2 separate regions of the Homo sapiens genome follow, and region 2 is linked to region 1. A link is an interaction called in ENCODE POLR2A ChIA-PET data of the cell type or tissue named here. Cell type or tissue: GM12878. All regions are shown on one strand. Links, peaks and the distances in the headings refer to the core of each region. The heading gives the core; the rest is flanking DNA.

Region 1 (10,488 bases), core at 1,386-9,385:
AAAAATGCTCTCTTCTTGTGTTATTTTATAGTTCTGAAAGAGTAAGTATGTACTAGTTGTTAACATTTACAATACTATTAGAAAAGGAAGCCATTTTCTGCAAGCTGGCTCACTTATAAAAATAAAAACCTTGAGAAAAACTTGAATTCTATAGATTTGGGAAGGACTGAAATGATGTTATACTAAGGGCTACTGAACTTTTTGCCTGTTCTTTCCAGGTGTGACAGCCTTTTCTTTTCTTTCCAGGTGGTTCGCTTTGAGGTGGTCTGAAGCCAAGGCCTCGCGGAGCTTCTTTGTGTGTCACCTTGCTTCCACGTTTCAGTTCTTGTTTTGTTTCTACTGCTTTAGTTTTTTTTAAAGTTCTCCAGTGTCCCCAAGAGGTATTAGAATCTTGCTGTACCCAAGCAAGACGTTAATTTTTCTTTTAACTGTTTTGGGGAGGGAGGGAGTGATAGCTTAACTGCTGAAGCCAGGCGGGGGTCTGCTGGAGGATTCCAACAGAGAGTATTTCCTCCACTGTACAATGTCACAGACTATCTCTATCATCATTGCTTTGTGGCTGTTTCTGTTTTTTACTGTATGTAACTGGTAGCTGATTGTACTAGGATTAAAAACAATAAACTTTCATGATAAAGCCGATGAGATTCATGGGCTATACAGCATGGGCCCTTTTCTCTTGTTTTCTTAATTTTATTTTTAATTGCTTTTTAAATATGGTATGTCCTAATTAAATGCTAGCTGAACATCCCAAAACCTTTTTTTCATTGAATATTATATGGCTCAATGATTCCGTAGCACATGTTGTAAAACACAGGGTTCAAATGATGTTCAAAACACTCATCTTTGTTTTATAGCTGATTTCTCTATCTTTGTGTCTTGAAGACTGACCAAGTTCAAATATTCATCAGTTCCCTGGAGCATATCCATTCTGTAACATGATGCTTTATTTAAAAATTTTTTTTGATCCTCTCTCTGTTCTTCCCTCTCTTCTTTCCTTCCTTCTTCTTTTCACTTTCTGCCTTTATGCTGTTAGGTTTTTATTTTTTCCTGATCTGGCTTTGAATTCTGGTAGACAGAACTGATGTATTCTGTGGAACTCAAGCTTGTTGCCTTCATTTGAACTTGAATTGTGGATTTTTAAATGAAGATTGCAGGGAAAGAGTATAAAGATGCAGAGCACTCTGGCATGTAACCTTTAAGCCTGTCAGGTTTTCAAGTTCTTGCCAGATTGTTCATTACTGGAAAGCATGGCCTTCTGCACAGAATTTCCTCTCTTGTGGTTAATACCAGGTGGAACCCAGAAACATACAGAGATAAAACCCAAATATTATTTCTATGTAAACACAGAAAAGGGACTCTTCCCTTTTTCATCCTGCAAAGAAAAAAGTCATCTTTTAGCATGAAAGAAGATGAGAGAGCCTTCTTCCTCAAGCATAATTTGCATTTTGTAATCCAACTCAGTAATTTGTAAATGTGTTCACTGAAGACTTCAATATTTTGAAATATTCTCTTTCAGGCCACAGATGAAAATCCTTTACTTTTATGACCTACATTAAAGACTGTATGAATAGAGCTAATAGTTACTAGCATTTGAATAGTATCACTTTGGGTTCAACAAATTGATATTATAGTACTGAATACCCCTAATTTAATGGAAATTCTAACAACTTTCTGTACTTTTATCTTCCCTGAAAATCTGAATTTTTAAGCAAGTGACTTTAAGTTCATTAAGTCAATATTGAATGTATAAATTGCTACATTAAATAACTTCTGCTGTTTGTAGTATTTAATAAGCTATTTTCATTGCTTATTGGCCTACAATACATTTCTGTGTACTGACCTTTCTCAGCAGCCTTTATTATGTAGAGTGAAGATATGTCGCAAAAATAGCCAAATAGAATTATTGTTTGTACAAAGACTCATTTACTACTTTCTAAAGCCACCCAATGCCTATTATCAAAAACAAAACTTCCATAATGTGTTCTCTAGTTCAGATGAAATGGAGGCCGATATGTTCTTCTGCAGGATGCTTTATTTCAGTTGTCCTTAACCTTGTGATGTTCTGACAGTAGTTAGAATGCCAATGAAATGAGTGGTGATTATCCGTGAGTCACTTGGAATCATGGGTAATTTTGCATATGTGTGTTTTCACCTTACAGCCATGGCTTTATGTCTGTGCTCTTATACCAGGGCAGGGTGGGAAGCTGGGGAAGAGTTAACATAGTCAGAAACGGCCTCTGCCAATTTTCAGAAGATATAGATTACGTGACCTTAGAGAATGAACATAGAGTGCTCCTACTTTAGAAAATGGGTATAACAACCTTCATGCAAGGAGATTAATGAAAAAAGATTTGGCACCAAAAAGAGTAATAGAGACAGCCAGCTGATAATTGATTTTGCTAGTCCAATGTGGGACTTAACAAAATTCTTGCACTTACATTACTATTAGAAGCAGTATCGTATAGGAAGCCCAAGGTATCTTGAAGAAGAAATTTGGTGTGGGTAGAAAATGCCTTGATAATACAAATATTTTAAGTTTGTTAAGAGGTGTCCTGGAAATGCAGAGGACTAATTTTGGATTCCATTATTTGCTAGCATTTTATTTTAATTTTATTAACATTGTCTTCTCTTAGAAAGTTGCTGGTTTAAATCATATGAGTTTTATTTTAAATCTTTTGTGGTGTCATGTTACTTAAAATAATCTTATGTTGGGAAAGGTTTCTGATACCTTGGTGGGTATTTCAGCTTTTTTTTTTTTTTTGTCAGCTCTGTAAAGGATGATTTCAGACATTTTAAACTGAAAGTGAAATCTCTCACTTAAGTGATCTAACTTTACTTGTAAACTTCCTGTGTGAGGAATTCAGTAGACGAGACCCAGAAATGTTTCTGTTTGAGAATATTTAGAGTTAAGTGCCGTATTTGAAATATTCAGGGACTGATTGTAGAATCAGAAGTCATTAATAATAATACACAAGTAGTCTATTGACAGTTGATTCATATAATTTTCTAGAAGTTTGAGTTTGATTCAGATATCAGTGTTAAATCCAGAAGTTTATTGACAAAGATAAAATCTTAAATTTTCTGGTTGGATTTGTTTTCCTCGTGAAAGAGTTTTGATCATTGAGCAAACCAAAGTAGGTGCCATGTCATCTAGAGATCGACTATTACATTTTTTATTAGATTGACTAAGAATCTCAACTGAGGTTTTCTTATTTTGTAGGCCCCTCAGTTTTTGTGTTAAGTATTTTATCCTGCTAACTGTGCAAATTGCAGATATTTTGGTAAAGATGTCTAGAGCCTGGCTTAATTACTAGGATTATAAAAGCAACAGATTCTCAGCTGAGATAAGTTTTGCTAAGCCATAGAAGGAGAATGATTTCTCATTTTTAGTATTCACAGACCCTAATACAAGTTCAGATTCTTCTAGAAGCTGTATGACCTTAAGCAACTTTTTTTTTTTTTTTTTTTTTTTTGGAGACAAGGTCTCACTCTGTTGGCTGGAGTGCAGTGACGCGATATAGCTCACTGCAGCCTCAACTTCCTGGGCTCAGGTGATTCTCCCATCTCAGCCTCCCAGGTAGCTGGGACTACAAGTGTGCACCACCACACCCAGCCTTTTTTTTTTTTTTTTTTTTTAAGAGATTGGTTGTTGCCATGTTTCACAGGCTGGTCTTGAACTCCTGGGAGCAAATGATCGCCTATCTCAGCCTCCCAAAGTGCTGGGATTATAGGCGTGAGCCACCGTGCCTGGCTGAAATATTTTAACCTATCTGAGCTTCAGTTTCCTGCCTATAAAATGAAAATAACAAAACACACCTATTAAACATTGAGATAATGCATGTAAGCTACTTGGCACAGTACTGAGCACATAGTAAAAGCTCAAAAATCAGTAGTCACCATCATCGTTACTTTTTGACTTGTTCTCATGTGTTCTTTTTGAAATTCAAAATATCCAGCTGGCTTGAAGATAGTTGTCACGTTTTATAGTCAGCTATCATAGACTGAGCTATGTCATATGTAATAGTACAGTGTGTTGAAAGAGTAATTATTCAGAAGCATTTTCAGGTAACCAGTGACATTGATTTTCAGAACTAGTACGGAGGCTTGAGAGGCTCAGGTGTAAAAGGTAATTTAGTACTTAGAGGGGGTTGAGTAGTAACAGAAAGTAGTTGTCAGACCACAGGTATAAACATAGGTGAGGGCACAGAATCATTGATTTGCCTTGATTTTCACATATTCAAGAAGAAAGTAACTTTGTGAATAAATAATGCGTTCATAAAGGTATAAAACTCAGGAGGTTCAAGTGTCCCATCCATCTTAACCCTCAGCCTCCCACGACTCCATCTGTAGAGGCAACCAGTGTTGAGAAAAATTGTGTGGATAAGCATTAAGTATTAATGTTTTTACCTGGTTTTTGTACACACACTACCTTATTTTTCCTTTACCAGTATGTTTTAGAGGTCATTCAGATCATATATAAAATATTCACATTTTCTCTCCCCCCCACCTCCTTCTTTGGTTTTCCAAAGGTACCTTCATAATATAAAGAGGTTTACTGAAAAATTTCAGAAATTGTTTCAGCTGCATCTCTGTTCTTTTCGTGGCATGGAATACATGGTATGGGTATATTTGTATACAATTCTTTCATATATGTAGGTTGGTGTAACCACCCTCCACCTTTCTCCTAGTCCCCCAACCCCACCATCTCTAACCCTTGGCAGCCACTAATCTGGTCTCCATTTTTATAATCTTGTCATTTAAAGAATGTTATAAATATGAAGTCATACAGTATGTAACCTTTTGGGATTGGCATTTTGGCTTTTTTCACTCAGCGTAATTTTCTTGAGATTCATTTAAGTTGTTATGTGTGTCAATAGCTTATTCCTTTTTATTGCTGAGTAGCTTTCCAACTCATTCTCTTTTGCAGCTGCAGAATGTTTTATGTCTTTACTATCATTTTAACTTACAGAGTCTCTATTAATGGGTATTCATGCTCTCGTTTACTGTTATAAATTATGAATTTCACATATACTCAGTCATTCTGCAGCTTCCTGTACTTGCCTGATTTCTAGCAATGAAGGAAAATACCGATGGCACCATTTCATAGACATACTCAAAGGATGACAAGCACTTAAGGACCAGCACAGCACAGCGGTGAACTCTCAAGACAGTATGACAGTAATGAGATGACGAAGGCACATCTTGTTTCCTGGAAAATTCTGCATGATAGGAGACTGACAAAGCAAAGAACCATGATGTGTCTTAGAGAACCAGAATGGTCAGAGACTCTGATGATCCCCTGGTCCACACGTGACTGAGAGTTAATACCTTAGGTCACTGTTCTCAGAACCTGGATATTTATATGCACGTGCACCTCAGTGACTGATCCATTCTCAGTTTTCAGGTCCATTGCTTTCACATTTGAAATAGTCAAGGAGCATCTTTATGACTGGGGCTGAGCTTCTGCATTCATGTACAGCCCTCTGCCTGCCAGCAGTGCCTTGCATTTGTGATCCTACAAAGAGCCTGTGGACTTAATGGTTTACTGTATAGGGAAAGGCTTGACTTTGTGTCTTCTACTTAAGAAGCTTGAACTTTTTACCAAATATTCGTACTCCTTTTCCTGAAAATACTGATCTAGGCTACAGATCCATCTCTTAACCATATTTGAAAAATTGAAATAATATCTTCTGCCATAACTTGAAATTCCACTCTCAGATCTGTTATTTCTGACAGTGAGTTTGTATTTCTCAAGTAGATATGTCTGATGCTTATTTCTTTTACAGCATCTGGCTCAGTGCATGGCTCATATATCTGTAGAGTGAGTAAATACAGGGAATGTTTCCTATGTGTATGGCAAGGGTCACAGACTCAGGCAGGTAACAGATGAGCAAGGCAGAGGGTGGAGACTGGTAAACTAGACAACTAGATAGGTCAGGTCAATCGGGGGCAGCACCTGCTCAGCCATAGCAGATTGTGGCCATGTGGGGATATAGGTCTCATATTGCCAGATTTCCTGGGTTTTCAAGAAAAAGTGAAAAATCTGGATTTTTATGTGAGATCTTCCAGTATTTCAGCATCAGGTTCTTTTTGTTTGTGAGTGCTTTGGCCCTCACAGCCTGCCTGCCACATCTGACTTGTGGACTGCCGGCTTGAAACCTTTGATATTTAGAGAAGTGGTTAGACCTTAGAGTTGGTTCTGGTGAGATCCTTCTTGTTTTACAGATGAGGTTTCTGAGACCGAAAGAAGGGAAGTGACTTGCTCAAAGTCTCACTGTTACTCAGTGGCAAAACAAGACTAGAATTTGGGTTTCCTGGTCCATAACCTGTCACTTTCTTTTTTCTTAACTACAATACCTCCTTTATGAAGACCTTCATAAATTCTAGGATGGTGAATTCTCCTTTATTTTGTGTGTCGTGTGCAAGTGGACATGTGTGTATTTACTAAACTCTGTGGACCTGGAAATACATTCTGATATGACTATCAGGAACAATGTGATTACTTCTGAAACCAACTTCCTTAAACTCTCATGTATAAGGTAGCTATACACCTAGGATCCCTCTTAAACACTTACTACTTGGTTGGGTAATTCTCATGAATAACAGAAGCTTGAAAATTAACAGAGTATTGGATTCAGTGATTGTACAAGAGCAGTGGAGTTTTCTCCACAAAGTAGAGAAAATCATTTGTGTATTGTTATGCAAATAGCTTACAGAACTATTAATAATTTTGTTTTCTTTAATTTGTAATTTCTTATGTAACTAGTCCATTTGCTTTCACCCAGTGATGAGCATCTTACCTGCTTCACTCGGTAGCGCTCCATTCCTAATCTTTTTAAGGACAAATTCATCAACTTGGCGTTAAAGTCTATCAGTAACATGATCCCAGCTACTTCTCCAGATTCCTCTTGAGCTGTCCTTACTACATGTGCACTACACTGCAGCCACACTGTGTGACTTATTCCCTGGGGTTTCTATTGTTTCTGCCTTGCTTTTCTCATCCTTTAGATATTAGCATTATTGGCTGGGCACAGTGGTTCACACTTGTAATCCTAGCACTTTGGGAAGCTGAGGCAGGCAGATCACTTGAGCCCAGGAATTAGAGACCAGCCTGGGCAACAAAAATGTCGGCTGCAGTGAGCTGATACTGCTGTCCACCCTGGGCAACAGGGTGTGAGACCTCATCTCAAAAAAAAAAAAAAAAAAAAAAAGCCAGGCACGGTGGCTCATGCCTGTAATCCCAGCATTTTGAGAGGCCGAGGCAGGTGGATCATGCAAGGTCAGGAGTTTGAGACCAGCCTGGACAACATGGTGAAACCCCATCTCTACTAAAAATATAAAAATTTTCAGCTACTCGGGAGGCTGAGCCAGGAGAATCACTTGAACCCAGGAGGCAGTGACCCAAGATTACACCACTGCACTCCAACCTGGGTGACAGAGCAAGACTCCATCTCAAAAAAAAGATCGGTGGTGGGAGAAACTGTCCAAAGGCCCAGCTCACATGGTACTGCGTCCCTGAATCTGTTCCTCATCTTGTTCCCTCCCAGCTCTCACAGGCTTTGTTTGTACATGTCCTACCATCTTCTCTTAATTTGCCTTTCTAGTAGAGTAACTTATATATCCTTCCCCCCCATCCTTACCCACTTACATACAAGCTCCTAGAAGGTGAGAATTATGTTTTACTCATCTTCCATCCTTGTAACACATAATATGCAGTATCTGTTACATATAGTTGCTACTCAAGAAGTATATTTAGAATTGATGACCTGGTGATTTTTAAGTATAAAATTAATTCATGTAGGTTCATATATGTATAATTTATAAAACCAATTCTTGTGTTTGCTTTTTCCCTACCTCTGTATCTTCCAGCTGGTGGCATATCAATACTTAAGGCGTAGCACATTCAAATGCCTTCAAAGGACAGGAAGATAAGTGTAAATGAGAGAATTGGCCAGTAATTTCATAATATATTTAGTTTTATTCTTTCAACAGAAACTTACTTTGTTTGCAGATTAGACATGTGGGAATATTCTTCACTCTTATAGAAAAATACCCTGTTTCTCATTCTCAAAACTTTTGGCACTCTCTTAGTTTTCCCACCTTTGGTAGAGACATAAGTACAGTATTATTTTTTCTTTACTGTGAGAAAAACAACAGCAGAAGCAGAATAAAACAGGGTACTTGGCCCTCTCAGCCTCAGGGTTCAGGAAGCAGTAGGGTATGGTGGAGGCTGGGATGGTGCAGAGTGCTTGTCCTGTCTCAGGGGACAATTCTCCAGCCAGTGGTTGGAATGAAGAAAGACAGACCCAATGTTACTAGATGAAGATAAAGTGGAAGTCTGCATTTTTATGTGAAATAGTCACAGTAGAAACAAATCACATCTGGAAGCCACATGTTACCAATAGGCTGTCATTTTGGGACTTTTCTGACATGCTCTAAAGGATGATGACAAGTCTGAAAGACAGTTATGGCAAAGAAGATATTTGTAAGAAAGGAAACATCAGGTTTTATTACATATAAATATTTTGAGCAGCACCTTTTTACTAGTATTTTGGAAAAGCATTTCTGTCTTCATTGAGCGAAGTGGCAATACATATGTAATATACTGATGCTGAATTTGCGGTGGGTTGATTTTTGTCCATTGTTGGCTTTCACATGGAAGCATGAATATTGTCTCCCCGCTACCCCTTTTGAGTGACATCCTTCCAGTACCTCCATTTCTCAAGTTGCAGGTAAGCACCTTGTGTATATACAGTTAAATAGTGGGCACACATCTATCCCAGGAAAAGAAGACAGTGAGAATTCCCTTTGGTTAAGTGGAGCAGTTGAATGGCCACTATACCTGGATGCAAATTTGATCCGAATTTTCTGCTCTAAACCCTCCACTGCTTTCTGCTGTTTCCACTGAGGAAAGAGGATGTGTGTCATTAAAGCTTTGTTGGGACCTGTCACAGTCAAGGTGGGTATAATTATGTTTAATTTATTGAAGTGTTTCTGGGCATCGTCTTTTTCAAATTCATATATTCTATCCAGAAGATGTGAATTCATTTTCATTATTAAAAAAATAAAATATTACAGATAAAGCTCAACACTCCCCCCTCCCCCTTAAGCACAAATACCTTGAATCTTAGAGGTAATTACTATTATTTTGGAGTGTGGCTTTTCCAAACCTTTTTGTGTGTATTTGTATACATATGTACTTGCCTATAAAAATACAGTTTTACTGTTTTTTACATGACTGATATTCTTTACATACTGTTCTGCAGACCTACTATGTCTTGGATACACACATGCATGTATATATGTATATATAGGTAAATATATATATAGGTAGATATAAATACATGCATTCATGTTTGTGTATATTCCATGATATGTGTATAATGGCTTACTTTTTCCTTTTTTTGTGAGTTTTTCACTGTCATACCAGTGTTGCATTGAACATCCTTGTAAATGCCTTTTGCAGGCTTATTTTCAAAAATCTTCCCTGGGGAAGATACAGAAGAATTGAATTACTGGGCTACAGGGAAACCATTTCTCTTTTTATTTTCTCCTAATAATTATCTACATGTGTGTTTTAGAAACAGTCTTAATTTAATATTGGGGGTTTCAAAATTTTTTTTCTCATTTTAAAATTCCAGTTTTATATGCTGTACTCATTTGAATTCTGCCTTTTGAATCTAGATTTGGAATTGATATGGATAAGCAAAATAGGTTCTAAGTGGTAGTGATAGTTCATAACCAGTTTGCTTTTGGAATAGGTGCTGTTTCAATCTTGGGGAAGGTAAAATGTCAATTGAGGAAATAATCTTTAATCATGAAGTTCTTTTTTCCAAGTCATTCTCTGCTCCCTTTGGAATTATGACAACTTGGATCCAGAGGTGCTGTGAAAATATTTTCTTACATCATACCTCTTCTTTTCATACAAGTTTGAATGATCCCGGAAAATACAGTTTTTGTATTTTCAAAAAAAAAAATGAAGTCTGGAACACCCACTTTTCTTAATAGGATCTAGTTTATTTGTTTAGGTAGTAAAGCTTTTATTAAAAGAACATACTTTGAGGATTTTCTGTTTCTCACCTGAGCCTTCTGTATTCACTAGATATGAAACTGAGTGCATTGGCAGGGCCTCTACTAGACCTGAAAGGCAGCATTCCCAGTGTTTATTTTCAGGGGCCAGAGGGAAGGCTATTGACTGACATTGGAGGCCTTAACCCCTGGATTGGTAAGGTTCTGGTGGAATGATTGCTTAGATTCCATAAACACTCGAATAGATGATTACTCCTTTCTGTATGTATGCATTTTTGGAAGAATGATAAAATATGAAAAGTGTGAAGAGTTGTGCACTCAAGTGGTGGTTTTGACCTGGGGAGCTTTTAAAACTCCCAAAGCTCAGGCTACACCTCATAGCAATTAAATCAGAATCTAGGAGTGGGACCCAGGCCTTGGTAATTTTTTAAAAGGCCACCAGGTCATTCTAATATGCAG
Region 2 (10,488 bases), core at 1,326-9,325, 440 kb before region 1:
AGAAATAAACGCACAATTACAGCTGGAACCTGGGCTTTGAAGAAGGAGAACATGGGGCTCAAAGATGTTCAATCATGGGGATAGACCTGGCCAGGCTGGGGAGAAGAGGGCTTCCCAGAGGAAGTGCCTTTAGAACCAAGGCAGGAAGGATGAATAGGAGCTAATTAGTCCAAGAAGGAAAGGAAAAGTATTTCAGGCAGAAGAAGTTGCATATGCAAAGGCCCTGCAAGTGTGAAGGGCTGAAGGAAGGCAGACATGGTGAGGTGCAGGGAGCTTGGGTTGTGGTGTGAAGTGGCAGGGGCTCATAAGCAGGTTAGTTTGGTTTTTTATCTAAGAGAAATAGATGTCCTTTGAAAGCTTTAATCAAGGGAGGATGACTCGACCAAATTTGCCTTCAGGAAAATTCAATGTAGCTAAAAAGAGGCCAGGGAGGAGGCAGGGAGAACATTTCAGAGGGTTGCTTTTTTTTCCTCCCCGCATTAAAATCATCCTCGAAAAGAGACTGGGCAGATTTATAATAGCATTAGAATATTTAAAACATGTAATACATTTGTTTAACTTCAAACACATTTCAGCATTCTCAACATACAAAAAATAACAGAACATTACAAATCGTGTTTAAATACAGACGGTTCTTGAACTTTCATTGACGTGATGTCTCTTGCTTTGCTGATAATGAGGAGTTCTACAGTTTGTTTAAAAACAGTTTTCTGCTGGGCGTGGTGGCTCATGCCTATAATCCTAGCACTTTGAGAGGCCGAGGTGGGCAAAGTGGGTGGATCACTTGAGCCCAGGTGTTCGAGACCAGCCTGGGCAACATGACAAAACCCTGTCTCTACAAAAAAATACAAAAATTAGCCTGGCATGGTGGCAGGTGCCTGTAGTCCCAGCTACTCAGGAGGCTGAGGTGGGAGGATCACCTGAGTCCAGGGGGTTAAAGCTGCAGTGAGTCGAGGTCACGCCACTGCACTCCAGCCTGGGTAACAGAGTGAGACCCTGTTTCAAAAAAAAAAAAAAAAGTTTAAAAATTACCACACTTAACTAAAACAAACAAACTAAACCCCCCAAACACTTCTCATGCCGGCTGACCCTCTTTGTCCACAGCTAAGAATGGCAGCAGAATGCTCCGTCACTATATGCAGAAACAAGACAACTTGAAGCTAAATGGAAGCCCTGCAGAGTCAACAGGTCCAGATTCACAGTGCACGCCCTGAGCTACAGCCCCTCCAAAAGGCATCTTCCCCCAGAGCCTCAATGCCAAGCAAGGAGCCGTCAAGAGTCTGCCTTGGTTGTTTTGTTCTTTTTACAAACCGTACAGATATACAATTGATAACTCAGGATTTCTAGTCAATAACCAGATAGTTAACACCACCTTATTAAAAAAAAAAAAGCCAGAAACATCTTTAAATGCCTTGTCACTCCAATAGCAAAGCGCACAGAATGAGAACACAAGAGTGCCTTTTCATTTTAAAAATGTTTGGAAATATGTACAACTTTGATAGCATTTCAGAGTGCACCAGACACCACTGCCGCTTCATGTATACCACTGACAATTTCTAGAGCACTTTGAGAGGCTACAATATGATCATGATCAAATTTTGTAATTAAACCTGATAAGGGCAACAGACACTACTTCTCAAATAAGAGATGTGTCAATTACAGCGCTCCCCTACTCTAAGGCAGGGGTGTCCGATCTTTTGGCTTCCCCGGGCCACACTAGAAGAAGAATTGCCTTAGGCCACACATGAAATACACTAATAATAACGATAGCTGATGAGCTAAACACACGTGCGTGCACACACACACACACTGACACACACTTCATAATGTTTCAAGAAAGTTTACGAATTTGTGTTGGGCAGCATTCAAAGCTGTCCTGGGCTGTGTAGGCTACAGGTTGGACAAGCTTGCTCTAAGGTACTTACAAGGAAACAGATAAACTATGTTTAAAATTTCTTGCCAGGTGTGGTGGCTCACGCCTGTAATTCCAGCACTTCAGGACTTTGGGAGGCCGAGGTGGGGGGATCACTTGAGGTTGGGAATTCGAGACCAGCCTGGCCAACATGGCGAAACCCCGTCTCTACTGAAAATACAAAAATTAGCTGAGTGTGGTGGCATGCGCCTTTAGTCCTAGCTACTTGGGAGGCTGATGCATGAGAATCACTTGAATCTGGGAGGCAGAGGTTGCAGTGAGCAGAGATTGTGCCACTGTACTCCAGCCTGGGAGACAGAGCAAGATTCTGTCTCAAAACAAAACAAAACAAACACATAGCATAAAATTTACCATCTTACCCATTTTAAGTGTACGGTTCAGTACAATTAAGTACATGCATGTTGTTTTGCAACAGATCTCTAGAACTTTCTCAATTTGCAAAGCTGACACTCTATGCCCATTAAACAAATCCCAGTTTTTCCCTCCCCCAGCTCCTGGCAATCACCATTCTTCTTTCTCTTTCTAGGAATGTGACTACCCGAGGTACCTCACATAAATGGAATCATCCAGTATTTGTTCTTTGGAGACTGGCTTATTTCACTTAGCCTGATCTCCTTAAAGTTCATCCATGTTGCATCATGTGATAGGTCATTTAGGAGGTTTTGCAGGAGTCTGAGTAAGAGCTGATGGGGGCTTGGACTAGGGCTTGGAGATAGAGATAGCAGGAAATAGAGTCGGGGAGATTGGGGAGTGGTAGAGTCACAGGACTTGGTGAAGGATGGGAAAGTGCTCCTGTTTCTGGCCTTGGTCTTCAGAGGTGACTGTGGACAGGCCAGTGGTACCCAGACTTGTAGGCTCCTTTGGACAATGGGGGTTGGGGGTGACCCAGGGGCTAAGTTGGGTGCAGAGGAAACCAAGGAAGAACCTCTTCTCTATCCTCAGCCCACAGCCTGGGGGAGACCAGAGGAGGAGAGCAGTGAGCAGCTGCTCTGGCTTCTTTGTTCCCCTTGTTTATTCTTCCTACAGAGCACAGACCTTGCAGCACCAGAAGGGTGGTCTTTATGGCATCCCTGATGAAAGAGGGGAGGAGGTGGGTAAAGTTCTGTGCTGTGTCCCTTTGCAGATACCACCAGGCTGGGCACCCCACGGGCTCATACTGCTCTTTCTGGTCTCTTTGATCGTCCTCGGAATTGTAAAGTCCTTGCCACCTAGAGACTTCCTCCCTGCTCCCATCTACCCCAAGATGTGGATGATTTTCCCATTGAAGAGGAAATTAAAGTGGAAAGAACCTTGCCCCGACTCCCTCCAGCCTGGAGGCAAGTCACTTCTTTCCCAGTGATGTCAACAGTGAACAAGGGTCGAGTGTCTGTGGAAGGCAGTCCCCACGTCAGACCTGGGATGCCCTGAGCAAACACGAGCTCCACCCTCAGAAAAGCAGATGTCTAGATGTGGCCGTCATGTCGATATGAACAGGTGTAGCGGTGGTTCACGAAAGAGGGTGGCTAGTTCTACCTGGTGTTGGGGCTGGGGTGAGTTGACAGAAACAGCTGCCGAGAAAATGAGGTTTTCTTGAGACGTGTCTTGGAAAATTATTTTTATCAGTTTGGAGGAAAAGAATCTCAGGGTGTGGAGGCAGATACCAGAATTACAGGCAGGGGGAGCAGCCTAAACAAAGGCAGCGAGACGGGAAACAGGCCCTGCCTTCAGCTTGCTGCCAGCCGAGATCTGCCCAGAGACCAGCAGGGACCAGAGCTATCAGGACTTTGGCTATTATCTCTGGCTATGGAAGGGATGGGGCTGAGGGAGGTGACACACTTCTGGCAGGGAAGCCATTTAAATGGTGGTCAGCTGGAGATAATTTTAAAGAAATTCCATATAGCACTTACGAGACACTCAATTTTGCGGGAGCCATACAAGTGTTAATTCATGTAATATTCACAGTCATCTTAACGGGGTCAGTCACCATCACGATCCCCGTTTTCCAGATGAGAAAACACCAAGCAACATCTTACCCGAAGTTGCACAGAGGCTGGGGATGGGATTTGAACTGGGTGGTGGGCTCCCCTCTTCTCTGCTGTTAACCACTGGGCTGTGCTCTGGGCCAGCCAGCTCTGAGCGCAAGTGTTAGGGACAGGGCTGGCGGAGGTTAATGAGGGAAAATGGCCAGGAGTTGGCTTCAGGAAGGGAGGCAGTGGGTGAGGGTGGAGCCACAGCAGGCTCCCAGAGGACGAGGCACCATTCACTGATCTGTGGAACTGGGAAAGGCCTCGAGGTCCTCAGTCTTCCTGTCTGTGAAATGGGGACAAGAACACCAGCCTCAGTGGTAGAAAGAGTGGTGTGAAGGTCCTTTGTGCACCCAGGGTGCTCTGTCAACGTAGCCTGGCCCTGCTGCCTCACCCCAGCCCTGCCCACTGGTGCAAGCACACTCACTGTCCCCTTTGTCCCCTTCTGGCTGCCTCTGAGGGATCCTGCCCCCTGGGAGTTTCTTTCTCTGTCATTTCCTGGAGGAGCTAGAACTGGCTTTGAAACCTGCCTGGCTCTTTAGTGGGAGAGAGGTAAAAGCAGTTCAAGGGATGTGGGCTGGAAGTATTTGGAAATGCAGATGGGCCACACGAGCACCTTTTATTTTTGTTCAGAACATCTGAGTCTCCCCGTGGGGACTCCCCCGCCCAGAGTAGCTCCTCCCCCCATGGCAGAGAGGATGAGAGAGCACCCGGGGGCTGCCATGAGCTCAGGGCAGGCAAAAGCAAGGCTGTCGCTCTCCTGCCCCACCCCTACCAAGCCACCAAAAATAGAAGGGCCAAGGTGTCAGCCCCAGGGAGGGGCCAGCCGGGGAAGCCTTTGAAGCCGGAAACAGCCGGGGAAGGAAGGCTGAGAGAAGCAAGTTTGTTAATATTCACTGGGCAGCAGCGGCAGTTGTCCCTGGGTTTTCTGTTTCCAAGGCAAGCAGACATCACCAGCCTAGCTCAGCAACTCCAGGGCCTGTGAGGCAAGGCCTGGGCTTGGCTCGTGACTTGCTGTGTGACACTGGGCAACTGGCAACCCTTTCTGGGTCTCTGTTGTCTCATCTGTAGCATGAGGGATTGTGACTAGATCACCTCCCGGGTTCCTTCCTGCTGCAGCGTTCCAGGACTCACACCTTTGGCCACTGACCCCTGCCCCACCTTCTGAGTGGGGTTCAGGGACTGTGCTGAGTCTGTCTCTGGGAAGCAGCAGGGTGCAGGGGCACACTGATGAGTGGTGCATGTGCCCAGGGGCAACATCAGAGCCGTTTAGCCACCAGGGCAGTCAGGCATGGACAGACGCATTTGGGAGGGGGCGGGGCCCTGTGTCAGCTGTTAACACTTCAGTTCCTGAAGCAGAGAAGTCTGGAGTTCTGGGGAGGGGCCAGGGAGGCAGGAGAGGGAAACACTGGGAGGGTTTAGGGCTTGGCCTGTTTATCAACTACTGTGGAAGTATTTTCACTGTTCTGACAATCCCTGCAACTATGTCCATGGACCTGCTGTCTATCCGCCCTGTTCATCGGGAGGAAGAGATGGAGAAGGCTGCCGGGGTTCTGGGAGTGGGTTTCTAGTCCTTCCCACCATCGGAAAAATTCTTGTCACTCGGAGTGGGGCCAGGTCACTGTTTCCCCTGGGTCCAGCCCCCAGGACCCCTGGCCTGCCACCCTTAGGACACCCCTTCTTCCCTGGGGCTGGGGAACAGTGAAGGGAGGCTCTCCTCCCACTCCTTTGCCCACAGCCCCCGTGGCTCCACTTGCCCAGCAGCTGTCCTGGACCACAGGCCAGGTGGCCTCAGTTCCTGGCTCCTCTGTGGCTGCCCCCTCTGCCATCTGCCCACCCCCACACAGGGCCCATTTGGCTACCCTCCCTTATATCCCACATCCCCTAGGTGAGGCCCTTTTCCATCCCATTCCAGCCTGGCCTGTAGGGGAGAAAGTTGAGATGGGGTTGGAGGGTGGGGTCAGCCAGAGCAGGTCCAGCATCAGGGCAGCTGCGGGGACCGGGGCTGGGTTCTTGGTGCAGGGCCCCCACTCTGCTGGCTGCCCCGACTTCCCTGTGCAGCAATTTCAGTTTCTATTTTGAACAGTTTGGGTTGGTTGCTTCTCTGTCTTCCTGCTGGGTGTTTATAGTGAGGAAAATAATTGGTAATATTTGCACAGATGTGCTGGCATTGCAGCTCGTCACGGGCACCTTTACCCAGGGGACCCTCCCTGCCCCCAGCCTGTCTCTGCCAGCCTGAGGAACCAGCCTGAAGGGGAGTAGCTGAAGCCCCTATGCCTCCCAGGGGCCTCAGGCAGCCAGACGCAGGCAGAGCTGGGAAGCAGGAGGCCTCAAGTGCCCCAGGCATGCCAGAGGCGGCCCTAAGCTGGAAGGGGGTGGGTGGGTGTCTGTGCTCCAGGGACTGATCAGGACAAGCCTGGGCTCCAAAGGATGGATCCTTTCTAGGGGCTGCATGAGGGAGGCCCCAAGGGCTTCGTTTCTTATTCCATTTTCTCCTACAGAGCCTGAATTTGCAGCTGAGGGTAGGGATGGGGTGAAAAGGAGAGGGGCAGGTCCAGGGTTGAAAATAGAAAATTGTGGCCAGGCGCTGTGGCTCACACCTGTAATCCCAGCACTTTGGGAGTCCGAGGCAGACAGATCACCTGAGGTCAGGAGTTCCAGACCAGCCTGACCAACATGGTGAAATCCCATCTCTACTAAAAATACAAAATTAGCTGGGTGTGGTGGCATGTGCCTGTAATCCCAGATACTCGGGAGGCTGAGGCAGGAGAATCACGTGAACCTGGGATCCAGAGGTTGTAGTGAGCCGAGATCGCACCATTGCACTCCAGCCTCGGCGACAAGAGTGAAACTCCATCCCCCCACCCGCAAAAAAAAGATAGAAAATTGTTTGGCTTCTCTTTCCCCTTCTCAAAGCCTGGAACAGCATTTCAGAGGGCTGGCAAGGAGGTGAGAATTGTGGACCATGAGGCTGCCCGCCCAGCCCAAGCAGGGCATGGACCAGGGTGCATGCTGCCCAGTGCCCTTTCCGGGGCCCCAGCCAGGCTGGTGATGGGTGGGACCACAGCGCAGGCAGGGCCAGGTGAGACTCCTCAGCCACCATGCCTCCTTCTCTTCCTCCTTTTTTAAAAATAATCTCTCTCTCTCTCTCTTTTTTTTTTTTTTGACAGGGTCTCACTGTCACCTAGGCAGGAGTACAGTAGTGTGGTCATGGCTCACTGCAGCCTCAATCTCCCAGGCTCAAACGATCCTCCTGCCTCAGCCTCCTATGTAGTAGTGGGACCACAGGCATGCACCATCATCCATCACGACCAGCTAGTTTTTAAATTTTTTTTGTGGAAATGGGGTCTCACTATGTTGCCCAGGCTGGTCTTGAACTCCTGGGCTCAAGCAATCCTCCTGTCTCAGCCTCCCAAAGTGCTGGGATTACAGGTGTGAGCCTCCTTCTTCACCTCTTGTATGTGCACATGGTGCATGTGTGTGTGTGTGTATGTGCATACAGCTTTTGTGCATGTGTGGGCTGTGCCTGTGTACATGTGCGTGTGTGTGCACAAAGGTTTGCGTGGTGTGTGGCTGTGCCTATGTGTATGTGTATGCCTGTGTGTGGGTACATGTATGTGCAAGTGTGTGCATATATATGGAAGATGTACATGTGCGTGTGAACGTGCATGCTGTGTGCCGGGGTTTGGCTTCTCCCAGAAGCCAACCCTGAGACAAGGGTTCAATTGTAGGCGGTTTATTGGGGGATGATCCCAGGAAGCACAGTTGGGGAGTAGGGAAGGAGGCAGGGTGAGGAAATCAGCCAATGAAGGGCATGTATCAAGCAGAGTGCTGCTGCAGGCAACTGAGCTCAGGCCCACTGGGGAGCCCAGGGAACCTGTGTAGAACACGACTGAAGCAGCCTTCAGTGTGAAGAGGTGAATGCAGAGGGGATCTAGGTGGGCACCAGGGCGTCTGCTGCTGGGTGGGTGGGTGTGGTGGACGTGGTGATATGCCACTCAGGATCCCTTCAGGAAGGATGGACAGCTTTCCAGCTGCTGCAGGTCCTGGCAGCAAACAGTCTTCAGGGCAAATGTTTTTGTGTTGTCTCAGCTGAAGACCACTGCCTTGCCTGAGGTCACACCCTCTTTCTGGGTGGCCCACATCTAATGACTGGTCAATGAGGGAGTGGAAAGACCTGGCTCTTCACCCCAATTTGGGTCAACTCTGGCTCCCCTGTGGGTTGGCCCAGCCTGTCATTCAGGACTGCATTGCAGCCTGACCTCTCCCTCTGCCCAGATCTGCCTCCCTCTCCATGCTTTTACAAACGTTATCCCAACAGCAGCCCCTCATATCCATCTCACAGGCTAATCTCTGTTTCTGGGGTTCGCAACCCATGCAGCATGTGTGTGTGCATACGTGCACAGCTGTGTCTTACAAGTAGGTGCACACGTGGATATGGGATGTGCATAACCTGCCTCCCCAGGGCCCTCCATCCAAGTGACCTAGAGGCCAGGCCAGTCCCTGTGCTGGCCCAGGCAGGCTCCTGGGGGCTCAGGTCTGAGAGGATATTGGAGATTTGGTGCTGAGCTGGGGCCTGAGGCAGGCAGAGATGCCTTCCTCTCCACATGGTCCAGGAGCGGCTCCTGGGATGGAAGAGATGGTGAAGGAGCAGGCAGCAGGGGCGTGGACTCCTTGGCCCCCTCACACCCTGTATCCACCCTTGGTAGCTCCAGGCAGCTCCATGGAGCCTCAGTCACCTTGGCTCACATCCCTTCCTCCCTGTCCTCCAAGGCTCTTGAGCCTAGAAGGGCTTTTTTTCCAGGCACGGATCTTGCTTTGGCTTGCCTAGAGCAAGCCAAATGCAGGCCATCACTCTACAGCCAGACTACTCCAAGCAGAGGAATCCTGGGATGGTGCAGACACTCTGGCCACCACTCCTCCTAAGGCCCATACGTGGGCTTGTCCTCTCCGCAGGCTGCCAGGGGTCAGAGCAGCAGACATAGCAACAGGTCAGTCTTGGAGAAGAATGGGATTCAGGCAAAGGCGGGGCAGGTAGCACAGCAAGATACCTAGAGGGCACCAGGTGTTACAGAAACATTTATTACAAGGATAAATCAGTACAATAATGGGACCTTAAAACTGCTGTGATGCAGGAGTGGAGGGCTGGGCAGTGCCCGAGGCAGGGGAGGACAGTGGGACAAGGGATGCTCAGTGGTGGAGCCACAGCCCTGGGCTCTGGATGGGGCATGGGAATGACCAGGTTCCCACATCATGCACAGCAGGGGCCTGTAGCTTGAGTCCAGACAGGCCTGCCCACATTGGTGCTGCCCCCCGCCTACCTGGAGATGTCTCTAAAATTCTGGATGTGCCCTAGTGGCTGAGGGTGTTGAGACTGGCACTGAGCAGAGATATCAGTGAAGATGCCCCAGGGGTAACCAGGTACCCACCACTGACCCCCTAGCATTCAGAGATGGGAAAACATCATTGGTCTTTGAGAGACAGGTGTGACGTTCCTCCTTGAGTTGGCAGAACCCTTAGGAATGGCTGTAGTTTGGCTCCAGCCCAGATGTTCCAGGCAGAATCCAAACAGCCTGGAAGCTTCCCATGGAAGGTTCCTGCCACATCCCTGCCTACAAATACAAAGAGTTATGTGACCAAATCCCTTAGATGAATTCTATTCATCCTAGGACTTGCTCAAGGGATACCTCCTCCAGGAAGCCTTCCTAAGCACCGCTGACTACTCAGCAGGCCATTCCTTCCCTGAGTCCCTTCCCTCATCTATACTCACTACTCCCTAGGGTCTCTCCTTGCTGCGTTTTCTGTAGGGCTGGACCTAGGGCCGTGCGCTCAGTGGCTGGTGAGCTGAGGGCACTCTCTGGGTCTAGTCTACTTGTGATGGCACCAGCTCACGGACCCCCAGGCAAAGCCCAGAAAAGGATGATAGGGGCGGGGAGTGGGGGGAGAGTAGGAAGAGTCATGTAGTACAGCAATATTTCAGGACCCTCTATTCTCTGTCATTGCAACTGCCTTTTGCACCCGCATGAAGAAGCTCCAAGAACCTGCCCTTGGTTCAGAGTTTACATACCGAGGCTCCTCTTCCCTATCTAGAATCTACAGTGCCTCACAAGCCCATGCAGAGATAAGCACCCTCTAGAATCAGAGACAGCAAGAGGCCCCCTTGCCTCCACGTATTTCCTTCTTGGCCTGCTGAGGTCTGGGCATGATGGGGCCAGACAGTGGAGTTGGGGGAAGCTCAGGCTGTCCCCAGGTGAAGATCCCTGTGGGCTGAAAGGATTGGGACGGGTCCCCTTGTGCTCTGGGCACCCCCTTTTCTCCCTGTAACCTCCTGCTCTTTCTCTGTGGGGAGGTTGGCAGGGTAGGTGGTGGGCTGGCTGTAGGGCAGGAGATCCTCTAGGGAATGGGCAGAATGGATGGAGCTAGGCCCTGCTGGGATGGCCTGGTGGGCAGCCCTGCCTTCTGTTTCCCGTCTGTAGCCTGGGTTAGAGAGTGGCGCCCCGGGCCCTGCTCTGGGGCTGGGAGCAGCGGGCAAGCAGAAGTGAAGGCTGAGCT

What was found. ChIA-PET counts read pairs that join two places held together with the same protein. Peaks named below come from ENCODE experiments on the same cell type or tissue, not always from the same donor. Only the 100,000 strongest peaks of a DNase experiment are listed, where the experiment ranks them.
Region 2: POLR2A ChIA-PET joins it to region 1 with 5 read pairs; 1 of 35 experiments calls an interaction of 5 or more read pairs at or near these places.

The regions. Positions count from the first base shown.
Region 1 is chr14:74,835,529-74,846,016 of GRCh38, forward strand. It overlaps YLPM1 (YLP motif containing 1), which reads left to right. Exons shown (of 21, transcript NM_019589.3): 21 at 247-1,790. LOC105370569 (a long non-coding RNA gene) reads left to right here and starts at 3,638. Exons shown (of 2, transcript XR_944033.3): 1 at 3,638-4,617; 2 at 5,073-6,491. RefSeq lists an enhancer at 6,374-6,533. In GM12878, for the core only: no CTCF peak of the experiment used is centred there; DNase peaks (open chromatin) are centred at 5,367 and 6,233; H3K4me3 peaks cover 1,336 bases; H3K27ac peaks cover 2,672 bases.
Region 2 is chr14:74,396,897-74,407,384 of GRCh38, forward strand. It overlaps SYNDIG1L (synapse differentiation inducing 1 like), which reads right to left. Exons shown (of 4, transcript NM_001105579.2): 4 at 9,003-10,488. Among named protein-coding and RNA genes, the nearest start is that of SYNDIG1L, 24 kb to the right of the region's middle. RefSeq lists enhancers at 4,656-5,565, 4,783-5,112, 10,242-10,488. In GM12878, for the core only: no CTCF peak of the experiment used is centred there; DNase peaks (open chromatin) are centred at 4,765, 5,145 and 6,007; H3K4me3 peaks cover 1,884 bases; H3K27ac peaks cover 2,264 bases; H3K27me3 peaks cover 153 bases.